2 separate regions of the Homo sapiens genome follow, and region 1 is linked to region 2. Evidence: chromatin loops called from intact Hi-C (ENCODE). Cell type or tissue: testis. All regions are shown on one strand. Links, peaks and the distances in the headings refer to the core of each region. The heading gives the core; the rest is flanking DNA. Region 1 has its middle 130 kb from the start of DAAM1. Region 2 overlaps KIAA0586.

What was found. A loop is a pair of places that touch in the nucleus more often than their neighbours do. Peaks named below come from ENCODE experiments on the same cell type or tissue, not always from the same donor. Only the 100,000 strongest peaks of a DNase experiment are listed, where the experiment ranks them.
Region 1: it touches region 2 in a loop (7-fold over the local background); 81 of 110 quality-filtered maps call a loop at or near these places.

The regions. Positions count from the first base shown.
Region 1 is chr14:59,051,130-59,059,887 of GRCh38, forward strand. No RefSeq gene overlaps it. Among named protein-coding and RNA genes, the nearest start is that of DAAM1, 130 kb to the right of the region's middle. In testis, for the core only: CTCF peaks have their summits at 4,485 (motif pointing left) and 4,692; a DNase peak (open chromatin) is centred at 4,512.
Region 2 is chr14:58,507,662-58,516,419 of GRCh38, forward strand. It overlaps KIAA0586, which reads left to right. Exons shown (of 31, transcript NM_001329943.3): 28 at 894-1,048; 29 at 4,861-4,966. Among named protein-coding and RNA genes, the nearest start is that of KIAA0586, 84 kb to the left of the region's middle. In testis, for the core only: no CTCF peak of the experiment used is centred there; no DNase peak of the experiment used is centred there.

The DNA.
Region 1 (8,758 bases), core at 395-8,394, 540 kb after region 2:
AGTAATCAAGATACATCATGTTTTAGTGAAATGTTTTTAAAATTTAAAAACCTATGCAAAAATATCCAGGATGAACAAAATATCAAAATTTTATATAAAAACTGGATCAGCATGACAGATTTTTCCTATTGTTTCAGACTTCAGTATGGCTTGGAATAGCACTGTTACTAATCCTGTATTTAAAATTTGGATACTTTATTCATAATAAATTTGTTTGTATTAATTTATTAGATATTGCATTGAAATAGTATGTATCTTAATTACTGAGCTATTTGGTACATGCCTCCTTAAATTTTACGCCCAAGGTGAGTGCCTCATCCTCTCATCCTAGTCCTGGATCTCCTCTCTCACCAGTGTGTACAAGACACTAATGCACACAATCATGTGCTGTACTTTAACTTGACCCAGATTTATAGACAGATAAGATTCTCCCAGGCATTTCCAGCTCACTTAACTAAGTTCACTTTTCTTTGACTTTGGATTGAGACAAAGCACAGTATAGTAGCTAATTCAGGCTCTGGAAGCTGATTGTCTTGATTCCAGGTATGGCTCTACTACTTAGAGAGGGTGACCTTGGGCAAGGTATTTAACCTCTCCAGGTCACTGTTTGCTCACCTATAAAATAAGTAAAATAACAATACCTCAGAGAATTGGTGTGAAGTAACATACAAAGTGTTTATTACAGTTCCTGACATATATTAATCATAAAGTATTATCTCTATTATAATTACTGTTTAATATGGTTTGGCTCTGTGTCCCCACCCAAATCTCATGTCGAATTATAATCCCCAGTGTTGGAGGAGGGGCCTGGTTGGAGGTGATTGGATCAGGGGAATGGCTTATAATGGTTTAGCATAATCTTCCTAGTGCTGTCTTATGATAGAGTTCTCCTGAGATCTGCTTGTTTAAAAGTGTGTAGCATCTCCTTCCTCTTTCTCTTTCTCTCCTGCTGGCCATGTGAAGATATACCTGTTTCCCTTCACCTGCCACCATGATTGTAAGTTTTCTGAAGCCTCCCCGGAAGCAGAAGCCTGTACAACCTGCAGAAACATGAGCTGATTACACTTTTTTTTAATGAATTACTCAGTCTCAGGCATGTCTTTGCAGCAGTGTGAGAATGGACTAATATACTGTTTTTGTTATTATCCTGGATCCTGATGAGATTTTGCCTTGCAACTCTTTCAGTCACTGACAAAGTTAACTACTGTGTGTTTGATCTCAGTTTCCTCTTTAGTTTCCACCCAGGGTAGAGTGCAGTGGCAAAATCTCAGCTCACTGCAACCTCTGCCTCCTGAGTTCAAGCGATTCTCCTGCCTCAGCCTCCCGAGTAGCTGGGATTACAGTTGTGTGCCACCACGCCAGCTAATTTTTGTGTTTTTAGTAGAGACAGGGTTTCACCATGTTGGCCAGGCTGGTCTTGAACTCCTGACTCCAGGTGATCTGCCCACTTTGGCCTCCCAAAGTGCTGGGATTACAGATGTGAGCCACTGCACCCAGCCTAGTTTCCATCTTGAAACTATGATTAAAATAACGTATGCCTTAACTTTCTTAGATGCTTCCCAATGGCACATCTTTCTTGGCAAAAAAAGTGAAGAAAGTTTTGCATACTAACAACAATTAACTATTAATACTCTGGAAGCTTCTGCTAGTTTTTTTCAGAGTCTGTCTTTTTTAAATTAAAAAACTTTTTAGTATTGAAATATTCAAAATACACATAAAAGTAAGGAGAATAATGTAATGAATCCCCCTTGGACCTATCACCCAGCTTCCAGATTAAGATTATCAATACCTTAATCTTGGTTCATCTCTCTTTCCCTCCACTCACACATAGTTATTTTCTAGAGTAGTGAAAAAATTCCAGACATCATCTCATTTCACCCATAAATACTTCAATATCTGAAAGCTTTTTGAACCTAAATTCCTCCAAAAAAAAAAAGTTTAGATGAAAACTATTACATAATCCTAGTGATACACAATGTAACTGATTTTACTATTCTAATGTGGTATCTGTGCACTTTCTTTGACACACAGTGGAGGTGGGGTAGAAAGAAAAACTGGATTCTTTTTCCCGTAGTACAGCAAATAGGAAATGTCAAGAGTGGGTCATAAAACGGGACCCAAGTCAGAGATGACTTGGATCAGGTGCCAGTGACAATGGGTCTTTACATGATATTTTGTAGTCTCCTTATTGGAACACCTTACCAGAACAAATGGATCTCATTTTAATGAATATATCATTTGTCACCATAATCAACAATGCCTGCTGGCATGTGGGAAGGGTACGTAATGAAATTTAGAGTTCTGCGTACAAAGATGGTAATACAGGATAGATGAAATATTTCTTTATACAAGTACAAAGGGAGGGACACACAGACGCTTCCAACCAAAACAATCAATTAAAAAAATAAGCCATCAAGCCACAAAAAGAGAAGAGCCTTAAATGTACACTGCTAAATAAAAGAAGCCAATTTAAAAAGGCTACATACTATATGATTCCAACTATATGACATTCTGGAAAAGGCAAAACTATAGAGATAGAAAAAAATCAGTGGTTGCCAGAGGTTCTGGACAAGGAAGAAGATGACTGGGTGGAGCACAGGAGAATTTTAGAGCAGTGAAACTATTCTGTATGATATTGCAGTGTTAGATACATAATGTTAGGCCCTTGTCAAAACCCATAGAGATGTACAACATGAAGAGTGAGCCTTCATGTAAACTATGGAATCTAATTGATCATAATGTATCAATTAGTTATTAAAATCTTGCATTAGCGTGGGTGAGGGCTGCATTAGTTGAGGGTGGGGCAGGGGGAGGAGGAGTATATGGGAATGCTGTCTTTTAAACTCCTTTTTCTGTAAACCTAAAACTGCTCTAAAACAGAGTCTATTGACTTTTTAAAAACTGAATTGGTATTTCTAAGTTTGGTCTAAGAAAAAAATGATTAGGATTCCAGAGAAAATGGAATTTTCTTTAAGATAGAAATTTTCTTTATTTTAAGATAGAAATCTGGTTTCATTATTTTTGCCAAGATCAGAAGAAACTTTGCTTCTTGTCTCCCATAAATATTAGTTTTATGTATTTGTCATGTACTCTATATATTTGAGTTTTATGTATTTGTCATGCTGACTTTTTTCTGACTCTTCTTTTTGCACTATTATAAACTAAGACTTTTCTTTTAACTTCCATAATATGTTTCAAGATGTAATTCATTAGTATAAAAGGATTATGGGTGGAATTTTTTGTTTGTTTTAGAATGGACTTTAAAACAGCTTCATCCTTAAACTAATAGACCTTTCCAGGCTGCAGAGGCATCCAGATGTCTTCACTTGAACAACCATCTTTAGATGCTCCACCTGAATTCTTATTCCAAACCACTAGTCTTTATCTTAGAGTATTGCAGTTGCCTCCTGACTGGTTTTCCTGTTTGGCCCTGCTCCACACTTGCCACCTATTCTTACCAGAACAACCAGATGGGTTTCAGTAAAGTCAAATCATGCCATGACTCTACCAGAAATCCTGGAAGGAGTCCCATCTAGTCTGCCTCAGCCACACTAGCATTTTTGCTGTCCCTTGACTTTGACTTTGCTGGTTCCTCTACCTGGAGTGCTCTTCTCCCAAATATACCTCTGGTGTGCTCCCTCACTTGCTTCAAGTGTTTCCTTAAATGTCACTTGTTCATTTTGTCCTAGATTAACTACTGTATTTCAAATGTTTGCCTTCTTTTCCACTTTTGATCTGTCGCACTTATCTTCTATACAATTTTGTTTATTCATTTATCTATTGTGTTTATTCTCTGTCTCTTTTCCCTAAACCATAAACCATGTGGGCAGGGATTTTGTCTGCTTTGTTTACTGCTGTATTCTCAACACTTAAAATCGACCTGGAATGTAGTAGATGCTCAATAAATGTTTATTGAACAAATAGAATAAAAAAGGATGCCCTCTAAGAGCAAACTTCTTCTTGAGGTTTCTATAGCAACACCCATAATAAATCTGGGACACTTTCTGGAGCAATTTACTTTCACATGGTCTTCATAGACATGGACCTATTTTTAATCCCACTTTCTAATGGAAATGGCTCTAAATATGTACTGCACAGCTGTAGAATGTAAGGAATGTCAGATATGGCCTCTGATTCTCTTGAATAATTTTTGAGGACTCATAGGATAGATGTCATAATTATGTAAATAATAATTTTACTCCAAGAGCAATTGTTAAATTTAACACTCTTTCCACATTTTTATTTGTGGTAATGGTGTCCAACTTTCTTGAAGTGGTATTTCCAGATTCATATACTTGTTGCATGTTTTCCATACCAGCTTTATGGTTCAGTGTCTCCCAAAGTAATAGATTAAAAGGTATCTATTTATTACATTTTTAAAATCAAAGAATGATTGTGCATCTGCAATGTTATTTAATAGACAAGTAGAGAAGAGCTTTAACCATCCAACTGGTTCACATAGTAACTACCTCCATCAATTGAGTTCATACTGACATCTGGAGGCCAAGCCTTGGCACTACATAAAGGCTATTACCCATTTCAGAGCCCATCAGAGTAATTAGTGCCTCTAAACTTCTTTAAATAAAAATCTGAAACATCTAAAAATATCAAAAAGTAGTTAAAAAAAGAGGTTTGAACTTTCTATCTTCTACATATAGCTCTGTTTCTGAAAATTTGAGTATGAATTTGGGATAAGAATAACAGTGATGATGAGGAACATCTGAGTGCCCAGTAGATGCCAGGCAGCACAGGAGTGCTCTCATTGTGGCAACCCATTCAATCTTCAGACCACCCTATGAGATAAGAACTATTGTTATCTCCATTTTACAGTTGAAATCAAGGCTCAGAGGGATTAGTAATTTCTTAGTGTCACTTAACTAGTCTTGGTGCTGCAGAACTTGAACCCAAATTCATGTGACCAAATCCCCAGGTCCAGCACTCTTGGAGATGGACCAGTTTACACTGTTACAAAGATTCTTCAACAAGGATTGTGTTAAAAAGCATAGTTATCTTTAAAGTTGCAGTTATTGGCCAGGCACGGTGGCTCATGTCTGTAATCGCAGCACTTTGGGAGGCCAAGGTGGGCAAATTGCTTGAGCCCAGGAGATCGAGACCAGCCTAGGCAACATGGTGAAACCCTATCTCTACCAAAAAACACAAAAATTAGCCAGGCATGGTGGTGCGTGCCTGTGGTCCCAGTTACTTGGGAGGCTGAGGTAGGGGGATCACTTGAGTCCAGGAGGCGGAGGTTGCAGTGAGCCAAGATCCACCAGGCACTCCAACCTGGATGACAGAGTGAGGCCCTGTCTCAAAATAAATAAAATGAAAATAAAATAGCAATTATGTTGCACTATATTTTTGTCAAAGGACATTCCTATGAAGAATAAGCATTCTGGGTCATTCCTACAAGGAGCCAAGGTATATAACTTCCTAAGTCATAAACACTCAAAATAGACCATCAAAAATGTTACCTAGAAAGGAGGCTTAGTGGAAAGGGGCAGGAGTGTCTCAGAAACCATCATTTCCCAAAACGAAGTCTAAGGTCTACTTTTTTGATACCTAATATTTGTACATATTAATGGGGTATGTGTGAAATTTTGTTACACTTCTAGAACATGTAAGACGGATATTTAGGATATCCACTGCCTCCAACATCTATTTTTGAAGTGCTTTCTTGGGCTAAAGGAGTTGGGACTACCTCTATACTAGTAGAGACCTGAAGGGCTATTTATCCAAGGCCCATATTCGTGAAGGGGCTCAAGTAGATCTTCAAATGGGGTATACTGATGACATTGAAAGATGTCGTATAGTTTTAAGCTTATGTTCCATTAACTGTCTACCTCCATTATGTGGAGCAATGACTTTTATGAATGTTATTATCTTTTAAATAGCATAGTTATATTGCACTATATTTTTTCTAAGTATTAATTTGTTAAGTGTATTCATGCTATATTTCAACTGTTATACGTCTATTTTGGCATTCAAAAAATTTTTAGTAAACTAATAGCCTCCAAAGATGGAAGGGGCCTAGGTTTCTGTAGCCCTTTTAAATGCCCAAGTGGACAGCTCTGTACCTTCCACAAATGCGCTTGGAACATTTAGCCAAGAAAGTGTTAATCTGTGCTTTAAGGACTCTCTTCTCAAACTCAGCCTTCTCTTCTAGGAAGTAGTTTCACTAAAGTATCGTCAGGCCTTTGTTAAGTCCAACCACTCAAAAGCTACATGTTACAGATAATATGTAAGAAACTAGAAAAAGATACTTTGCTTTTGGAAGGTGGATGATTAAGTAATGAACTTCACCCAGAGCATTTTGGCTAGTGTAGTTCCTATACTTGGCTAAAGGGACTTAGCTGACTTCAGTGTTTCTCGATGATTTAATACTCCTAATAATGAGGGCATGCTTATTGTAGAAAGGGAAAAATAATTTTTTATATTAGGGTGGTGACAATAGACATCTCAAAAAAGGGAACGTTAATGTATTTTTCAATCAAAATTCATTGTAAGACTGGCAAATGTCAGTAGGCACAATGTTTTCTCTCCTCCTGTTCCTAGCCATATGCCCAGAGATCATAAATGATGAGGGTACTTCTTACACTTCGTCCCTCCAAGTTTTCCTTCATTACAAACTTGTCAACTCAATCTGTTGATGATAGCAGTCTGGCAAGAGCCAGTATCTGTCTACCAGCTTGGGAGAGAAAGAAAGATCTGTTAGGACTAAGATTGCCTGCTTCCATTATTGTACTACAGGCAGTTCTGTAAACCAATTAAAGGTGTTCACTCTGAAGCACTTTTTGTCTCCTTTTTGGGGACAATATCATCAGCCGTTGTTATTATTACTATTTACATGAGAACCAAGTGTAATAAGGTGGTAGTAAGCTGACAACCTTATGTCACCCTTGACTTCTTGCATTCCTTCGCAAAAGCCACCCAACCTCTCCAAGTTTTTTACATATATATATTTAATATATATTATATATACATATAAAATTATTTGAGTGTACTATTTACATGAGAACCAAGTGTAATAAGGTGGTAGTAAGCTGACAACCTTATGTCACCCTTGACTTCTTGCATTCCTTCGCAAAAGCCACCCAACCTCTCCCACCAAGTTTTTTACATATATATATTTAATATATATTATATATACATATAAAATTATTTGAGTGCTTTTTTTTTTTTATTGATCATTCTTGGGTGTTTCTCGCAGAGGGGGATTTGGCAGGGTCATAGGACAATAGTGGAGGGAAGGTCAGCAGATAAGCAAGTGAACAAAGGTCTCTGGTTTTCCTAGGCAGAGGACCCTGCGGCCTTCCGCAGTGTTTGTGTCCCTGGGTACTTGAGATTAGGGAGTGGTGATGACTCTTAACGAGCATGCTGCCTTCAAGCATCTGTTTAGCAAAGCACCTCTTGCACCGCCCTTAATCCATTTAACCCTGAGTGGACACAGCACATGTTTCAGAGAGCACAGGGTTGGGGGTAAGGTCATAGATCAACAGGATCCCAAGGCAGAAGAATTTTTCTTAGTACAGAACAAAATGAAAAGTCTCCCATGTCTACTTCTTTCTACACAGACACGGCAACCATCCGATTTCTCAATCTTTTCCCCACCTTTCCCCCGTTTCTATTCCACAAAATCGCCATTGTCATCATGGCCCGTTCTCAGTGAGCTGTTGGGTACACCTCCCAGACGGGGTGGTGGCCGGGCAGAGGCACCCCTCACCTCCCGGACGGGGCGGCTGGCCGGGCGGGGGGCTGACCCCCCCGCCTCCCTCCCAGACGGGGTGGCTGCCGGGCGGAGACGCTCCTCACTTCCCAGACGGGGTGGCTGCCGGGCAGAGGGGCTCCTCACTTCTCAGACGGGGCGGTTGCCGGGCAGAGGCACTCCTCACATCCCAGACGGGGCGGCGGGGCAGAGGTGCTCCCCACATCTCAGACGATGGGCGGCCGGTCAGAGATGCTCCTCACTTCCTAGATGGGATGGCGGCCGGGAAGAGGCGCTCCTCACTTCCTAGATGGGATGGCGGCCGGGCAGAGACGCTCCTCACTTTCCAGACTGGGCAGCCAGGCAGAGGGGCTCCTCACATCCCAGATGATGGGCGGCCAGGCAGAGACGCTCCTCACTTCCCAGACGGGGTGGCGGCCGGGCAGAGGCTGCAATCTCGGCACTTTGGGAGGCCAAGGCAGGCGGCTGGGAGGTGGAGGTTGTAGCGAGCCGAGATCACGCCACTGCACTCCAGCCTGGGCACCATTGAGCACTGAGTGAACGAGACTCTGTCTGCAATCCCGGCACCTCGGGAGGCCAAGGCTGGCGGATCACTCGCGGTTAGGAGCTGGAGACCAGCCCGGCCAACACAGCGAAACCCCGTCTCCACCAAAAAAATACAAAAACCAGTCAGGCGTGGTGGAGCGTGCCTGCAATCGCAGACACTCGGCAGGCTGAGGCAGGAGAATCAGGCAGAGAGGTTGCAGTGAGCCGAGATGGCAGCAGTACAGTCCAGCTTCGGCTCGGCATCAGAGGAAGACCGTGGAAAGAGAGGGAGACCGTGGGGAGAGGCAGAGGCAGAGGCAGAGGCAGGGGCAGGGGCAGGGGCAGGGGGCAGGGGCAGGGGCAGGGGGCAGGGGCAGGGGCAGAGGCAGAGCTTGAGTGCTTTTATGAAGAATAAAAATGAATGACTGGGCGGCCAACTTAGGTAGATACATAAAAGTTGGCCACTTTATTCTTCATAAAAGCACTCGAATCATTATAAGATCTCCATTC
Region 2 (8,758 bases), core at 487-8,486:
CTCATATATGAAAGTGCTTGGAGTATATAGTGCAATACAAAGGTACAGTGGTTAGATACATAGATATCTCTGCTCTTGTCTTCTTTTTACTGATTTGACTGAGGTGCCATTTATTTATTTATTTATTTATTTATTTATTTAGAGACGAGGTCTCATTTTGTTACCCAGACTGGAGTGCAGTGATGCGATCTCAGCTCAGTGCAACCTCCGCCTCCTGGGTTCAAGCGATTCTCCTGCCTCAGCTTCCTGAGTAGCTGGGATTACAGGTGCCATGCCACCACACCCAGCTAATTTTTGTATTTTTAGTAGAGACAGGTTTCACCGTGTTGGCCAGGCTGGTCTCAAACTCCTGACCTTAGGCATCCACCCACCTCAGCTTCCCAAAGTGCTGGATTACAGGCATGAGCTACTGCACTCAGCCAGAGGTGCCATTTAGATAAGAAAATAAGAGCTTGATCACTTGAAGAACAAAATCTACAGAATAGAGCTAGGCAATACCAACATTTTCCAGGCAGGAAATTGCCCTTTGCTTTAAGATTACATTTTAGATAGAAAGTATTCTATTGACTCTTAGAGATAGGAAAGGTAAGCAGGAGTATTAAGAGTTCGTATGTGGGAAGGAGGCTGCAGATGAACTGCATGGGCAACTTGTTGACTGGAACTTTACATAGAATATTCCATGGATTTGTTTGAACATAGGTACTTTTTGCATTCTCTCTGAGTTTTGGTTTTAATTGCAGTGAAGGCTTGGTCCAGGTGTTTTTGTTTGAAGTACACTGCTAGTTCTAATTCAGCAGGTGAGAAATATTGGTGGTTTTAGTCAACTACTTGTTCATTTTTGAAGATAAATTTAACACTTTATTTTAACTTTTTATTTACATTTTTGATAACAGGTAGTATTTATGAAGATTCATGTGCTAGTCATGGTCCAATGAGTTTGGGAGAATTGGAGTTGGAGCCAAATTCTAAGCTGGTTCTTCCCACAACACTTCTGACAGCACAAGAAAATGATGTTAATTTACCAGTAGCCGCTGAAGATTTTTCCCAGGTACCAAATTAATAGCACTTGTATTTTACTTAAAATGAGAATTGAAACACTGTTGCCTTAGCGTGGTACCCCGTCAAGAGCCAAGCCTCTGGAGTCAGATAGCTTCAAATCATGCCTCCTTTATTTCCTAACTCAAGTCTGAATATAAATCTAGTTCACCCAAGCTGTGCCCTAGAACACATTACTTAGCCTCTTTTAAGCCTTAATTCCCTATCTTTAAATTAAAGAATAAAATAATGGCCAGGTGCAATGGCTCACACCTGTAATCCCAGCACTCTGGGAGGTTGAGACAGTGGATCGCTTGAGTCCAGGAGTTTCAGACCAGCCTGGGCAATGTGGCAAAATGCCATCTCTACAAAAAATACAAAAATTAGCTCGGCTCCTGTAGTTCCAGCTACTTGAGAGGCTGATGTGGGCAGCAGATTGCTTGTGCCCGGGAGGCAGAAGTTGCAGTGAGCCCAGATTACACCACTGCACTCCAGCTGGTGACAGAGTGAGACTCTTGTCTCAAAAAAAATGAATAAGTAAATAAAACATAAAAATAATATATATAAAAGTAAGGTAGCGATTTCATTTACATCTCTGTATCTGCATGCAATACCTAGCTCAGTAATTTACATATAGTAGGTGCTTGATAAGTGTTTATTACATTGAAATTTGTAAAAAGTGTTTCATAAGAAATGTATTGCATAAGAAATTTAATGCTGAGGTAAGCCAATGGCCCATGCAATCTTGTGTACTGAAAAAATAGGTTAATTACTCACCAAGATGTTAATCTAAAAAAGTTCAATATTAAGTAGTTTTTTATTTGTGTATTGGCAATTCGTTCAAAATTACCCATTTTGAACTAATTTATGAATAAGTATTCATGGTATTATGCAGCAGGACATGTTACGGATGAAACCAAAAAATACGTAAGATAAAGATTGTTTATGGAACACATGATTATGTGGGGTTCAGTATTACCAATCTGTGACCAAGCAATGATCAGGAAAAACTAGTTAATAATGAAAAAGTATCTGTTAATAACTTCGATATAAAAAAAATTTTTGTGACCATGATTAGGCAAACATTTCTGGGATATGATACCAAAGGTACTATCTATGAATAATAATTTTTTAAATTGGTCTTATCAAAAATAAGAACTTCTGTTCTTCAAAACACAGTTAAGAGAATTAAAAGGCAAGCCACTGACTGGGAGAAAATATTTACAAATCACTTATCTTATCAAAGACTTCTGTTCAGAATATATAAGGAGCTCACATAACTCAATATTAAGAAAACAAACAATCCAGTTGAAAAATGAACAATAGATTTGGAACAGTCCTTTACCCAGAGAAGATAATATAAATGGCAAATAAGCACATAAAAAGATTCTTAGCTGGGCGTGGTGGCTCACGCCTGTAATCCCAGCACTTTGGGAGGCTGAGGCAGGTGGATCACGAGGTCAAGAGATCGAGACCATCTTGGCCAACATGGTGAAACCCCATCTCTACTAAAAATACAAAAATTAGCTGGGTGTGGTGGTGTGCACCTGTAGTCCCAGCTACTCAGGAGGCTGAGGCAGGAGAATCACTTGAACCCAGAAGGTGGAGTTTGCAGTGAGCCAAGATCTCGCCACTGCACTCCACCCTGGTGACAGAGCAAAACTCCTTCTTGAAAAAAGAAAAAAAGATTCTCAGCAGAGTTAGTCATTAGGAAAATGCAAAATAAAACCACAATGAGCTACCACCACACATCCATTAGAATATCTAAAATCTAAAAGGCGGTCATGCCAAGTGTCGGCAAGGATGTGGAGCAACTGAACTCTCATACTTTGTTGATTGGGAATGTAAAACGATCCAACCCCTATGGAAAAGAGCTTGGCCATTTAAAAATATACACCCACCATATGAACCATGCATTTCACTCCTAGTTTCTCAAGAGAAACTAAAACATATATTTACACAAAGACATGTACGTGAATGTTCATACAACCTTATATTTGTAGTAACCAAAAACTGAAAACAACACAAATGTCAATCAACTGGTAAATGGACAAATTGTGGTGTATCCTGTACAGTGAAATACTTAGCAACCAAAAGGCATGAACTATGAATACAAACAATAACATGGATGGTTCTTACAAAAGTTATGTTGAGTAAAGAAGCCATACCAAAAAAAAAAAACACTGATTTTATTTATATAAAATTTTAGAAAATGCAAACTAATTTATAGTAATAGCATTTCAGTTATTTTGGGGTGATGGTAGGAGTTAGAGGTGGAAAGGGCAAGAAGGAGAAGATAAAAGGGTGTGAGAAAACTTTTGAGATTGATGGATATGTTTATTGTATTATCTTGATTGTGGTGATGGTTTCATGGGTTTATAGGTAGGTCAAAACAGCAAATTGGACACTTTAAATATGTGCAGTTTATTGTCTGTTACATGTATCTCAATAAAACTTTAACAATAAAAGAAAGATTACTTCCTTTTAATTGATGGCTTGTTTTAGAATAAAACTATAAAGTGTTACCAGAAGAAAGGGCCTCAAAAAATTCCCTTGTTAGATTTCTTTAGCTAGCAGGGACTTATGGTTAGTAATAATAGCACACATTTATAGTGCTAGATGCTGTTCTAAGTTTTTTACGTATTTTAACTTATTTAATCATTATAACAGCCTAATGAGGTAGTTGTTACTATTATCCCCATTTCATGAATGAGGAAATTGAGGTATTGAGCAGTTAAATAACTTGCCCAAGGTCAAAGCTAGAAAATGCCTTACCCAGATTTGAACACAGGCAGTTTAGCTCCTGTGGTCACAGCTCTTATTCGCTGTGAGTAAGTAAGGAAACCAATAGAAACGTTCAAAGTCTCAGCAGCCAGAGCCAGAGGTAGTCCTAGTACCCATCTTAGAAATACACACCAAGATAATATTTCCTTCGAGGCAGAAACATACATGACTAACGGCTCTAAACTTGGAAGACCAGAGTTAAGGCTAGTTATTATTACTGCAGCTTAGAGCTACTAATTTTTACCCCTAGATAAAGAGGATGCCTGTCAGAGGTGCAGTGATTACATTGTGTCCATGTGGACAGATGTTTTAGATTCTTCTATGGTTGTATTTATTGATAAGGGTCCAGGGATTTCTTTTTAAGTTCCTGTTAAAGCTATTTTCAGGGGCTCATTTATAATTAAGCGCATAAAATAGGAAAGAGAAGAAAGAAAATCACACAATTTGTGATGTGTGATTACGAAGAGATTTATGACTACTGTAAATTTCAAATTTGGTTATGTTATATGAGAGATGATAGTGCTTATGGTGGAGCGTATGTTTCTTGAATAGCAAATGGAAGATAACAATACCTACTCACACTTCTGAGAATTAAATGATGTTACTATATATAAAAGCTCTTCGAAAATTGCAGTGCATTATGCAGATTTTCATTTTATGCAAAAAGTGGTTATATGGAAGAGTTTGCTGCCAAATTAAGTTCTTATCCTGTCTAAATCCATTATATGTATATAAAGTAGTTTGATTCATAAGTAGCTCTGAATTCTCTAATGAAAATAGACAGAAATGACTTGAATATTTGAAATCTGTATATATGATCCAAATCTTTTTAAAGGTTTTTTTTTGCAACGTCTTTTCTTTTGTAATAGGTACCTCATCACCTATTTATTGGTAGAAGTGCGAATAAATAAAAAGCAATAAAAAGCAACTAGAAAGCAAGCATATTATTAAAATTTTATAAACACTTGAATAATTTGACTTCTCAGATTTTTTTAAGTAACTAAAAAATAATATTATGACTTCATATCTTAAATTATTTAGTACCAACTAAAGCAAAATCAGGATGTTAAGCAAGTTGAACACAAACCATCACAAAGTTACCTACGTGTTAGAAATAAATCTGATATTGCACCTTCACAGCAACAAGGTAAGACTTGTTTTTATGTAATAATACAATAGTTTGATACTTGTCTGAATATTGAACAAATATGAGAATTCTTTACTTTTTATACATCCCACTGCTCTCTAGGTTTTTGTTTTCTTTTGTTTTCTCTCATTTAGTCCATTTACATGAAGAATCGGTATTGTATTTGACTATGTTAGTTCTTTTTACCAGTAAACACTATTTCTAGTGGATTTTTTAAACTCTTAGCTGGTGTCTTTCCTTTACCCTTGCCTTTTAGTTCTTGTTCAATTGAATACCAAGGTCTTTTTATCTGTATATAGGTCTGTTTGACATTACAATATGTTAAAGACAGGGATTATGGCTGTATTTAATATGCTTTGTAAAGCACATTATTTAGTGCGTGGTGGTGCTGACCAAGTATAACTTAAAAGCAATTGCCTCTCATATTACATACTGTGATATGGATGACCATATCATAGTTCTTTATCAAACTCGTGTGGTTACCTTTAATTCCACAGTCAGCGTTCAAGCATTTTGATGTTGTCTCTATGTTTCTACAAGGCTGTTGGCCTTGTGTTTTGTTTGCCATCTTGCTTCTTAGTCATTTACATTTTCTATAACCTAAAATCTGAAATTTGGCAGTAGAAATTAAGATCTCTTCTGTTTAAAAACTTTCTGCCCACAATTCTGGAAGAAGTATTAGAAATATTTTGAGAAGTGGAATTTTTCTTTTTTGCTTTTATAACTGTGATTTTTATTTAATTTTCAAATAATATTTAATTGAGCAAATGCATATTATTGAATGCCGGTATAATTGCGAATGTAACTATGCATTTGGTGTTTTGGGAAGGACCTAAATGAGGAAGTGCTCAAGATAGTAAGATTATGCCACTTAAGGTTTAGGTTTTCACTCTTCCATTTGTTGTCTGTTCCCCTCTTGCTCCAAGTTTTCAGAACTTTGTCCTCCTGACCCTTTTTTTTTTTAACCTCACCATAGTACGTTAATATTAATGTACTATGGAAAATACCTATAAAACTCTTCTTCTGGTGATTTAAGAATTAATCATGATAGTATATCGATATGGGCAGATAAATGTTTCTAAGATAATGTCAGAATTTACTTCATGTTCTTCTACTGAGTTCTCATTTATGAACTGTCCTTCGCAGTCAATGATAGTTTCTTTAATGTTTTTAAAAATCAATCATTTTTGGCATTACAAATGAATTTCATTTTCTTGAGGATGTTGTATGTAATGAAATAATTATTTTTCTCAGCTGATAGGAAAATGTCTCTGGTAAGATGTTAGCTGGTAGAAGGAAGTTTTATGTGGAAAGGGTTTACAACAGTTGGATTTAATACATTTGAAATGTTTTACATTTAATTTTACATCTAATACAAAAGGTAGGAGAGCAGACCTATACCAGCCTTGACTAAAACAAATAAATACCAGTGGGCTATAAAGAGAACATTTTAAATACAGGCGAAGTCTTTCACTCTATAATTGGTACATATCTTTATACTAGAAAATTTCTTGAATGAATATGATTGCCTTGGCAAATATAATCAGTTATGACTTTTTTCCCCATAGATTTTGTGGGTTTTATTATTTTTTTTCTCTGATGAAACTCTGAGACATTGCCAAATGTTGCAGAAAATAGAAGTCAGAGTGCCAAAATAATTCTCTGGAGCTCTCAGGACTTTGGGTGACCTTGAAGGAATTCAATCCTCTCATACATAGAAACCTTGAAGATAATGAAGGAAATTCACCTTATCACAGGGGAATTAAAACCACATCTTTTCTAGCAGATAAATGCTTCCAAGAATACTAGAACCCCAAATTTTGGCTATTTCAGGGGGAAGTATCATGTATTTCACTTGAAATGTGTAGTAGTTTAATATATGTCTATAAAGAAAGGAGCAGTAGCAGCTGTTTTAATGATCATCCATTAAAAATTAACTGAAGAATGGTAGGACACAGATTCCAGCACCATATTGCTAGGAACTTAGTAAAGTACTTAGTTTTTTTCCACCTTGATTATTACTTTCAGATTTTAATATAAAAGAGAGGAATTCATTGTTCTGACAAATGGTATCTTTGGAGCCTTTAAGAGTAAAACCTTTTAATTTGGTATTGAATTTATTGGGTCTATCTTTGACCACGTGATACCACTTACCTGATTCTATGTACTGATTAATGTATCTAACAGTTTTATAGTGAAAGTACTTTTTAAAAAAGTATTTGAATGGTCATTTCTATTTTTCCCCCTTTGCTGTACAAGTTAATTTTTACTCATCTTTTGCTGTACAAATTAACTTTCATCAATACAAATAAGAGGCTAGTTTTAAGTCAATTTATTTGTCATGAGCCCAGGAACAATTAAATTCTATAAAGTAATGTATTAAAATAGTACACTTTAAAAATTATTTTCCTTCTTTTTTTCTCTTTAAATTTTAAGACCATCATAATAAATTATCATTACAAAGTCAAACATACTATATACTACTATCAGTCAATGGGGAAAAAATAAGTCATATGTTTTATGGTAAAATGCTGTAATAGATTGGATTGTCAAATTTGCTTGAAAAAAATCACAGCAGTTTTTAGTTTTTCTTATTTGTAGATTACACGTTACTCAGAAAATAAGTATCAAAGTGCTAAAAGTAATAGGTGTAATTGCTGTTATTTGTCAAAATCAGTTTACATTTTTGTGGGAAATACAGAATCACAAATATTTCTTTCTGGCATTATGTCCTGAGTTAAATTCTAGAAAATTTAGCACCTTTTATACTCATATAGCTGTGACAATAACTTTAAATATGTGAACATTAGGAAATTCAAAGCTTATATATTCTTAGAAGCTAATTTTGACCACGTGCGCAAATTATTTTTCTTTTTTAGTAGAATGGTGCATTTTTTGCCTTTGTATTTGAAATTTAGCTAAATTACAATAGCTATCAGAACTACAATTGACCTTAGTAATTTCAAAACCATAGTTATAAGGGTTTTAAGTTGATTTTTAAAAATCTTAAGATATGATAGGGATTTCAAAACTATGTGTGTGTATCTCTGATAGGGAGGGGTTGGGGCACAGACTAATAAGTGTGCCAAAAATCTGTGAATCCAAATGTGTAACAAGTGTTGTCTGAATAAATGTCCACAAATCCATGCTATTATTGGTTAACAAAAAATAAATTCACTTTGAAATGTTGCTGAATTTGGGAGTTTTGTTTCTACCTAGGATGAGGAAATTGGAAAGAGTGTCACTTTCACCCTAACTATAATAAAATGTCAGATAAACTACAAAATCATTAACATTTCTTGAACCCATCAGAGAGCTTCTGATGCAGAGCAACTAAGTAGCCTAAAGTCCAAGGAAAGACAGACTCCTCCAAAAAGAGATGAGACACAAGCACTGTCTCACTTGTGACAGAGCATGGTTACAGGAAGAGACACCAGGCACCAATCAAGCAGATAAGAAGTATTTGGTTAAACTTTTTAAGTGGGTTTCTAAAGGCCAAGTATAGAACCATTGGTAGTCACAGATACAAGTGGAGTTCACACCCACTTGTAGGCATCTTCTGCACAGACCTCTAGAGAAAGATTGTGGGGAAAGGCAGAGAGTCTCTCTCACTGGTGCAGGCCTGAATGAGAGGAGTGGCTGTCACTGCCAGAAAGACAGGATGCCCCACTTTGACCCTTCTCCTTTAAGAACAAAAGCCTTAAGCCACTGAGGAAGGGGCAACACATCTGTTATTTCCAGGGTATAGGTGAAAACCTATTTGGCTGGGGGAAGGGTAAAGAAAAAAAAAGA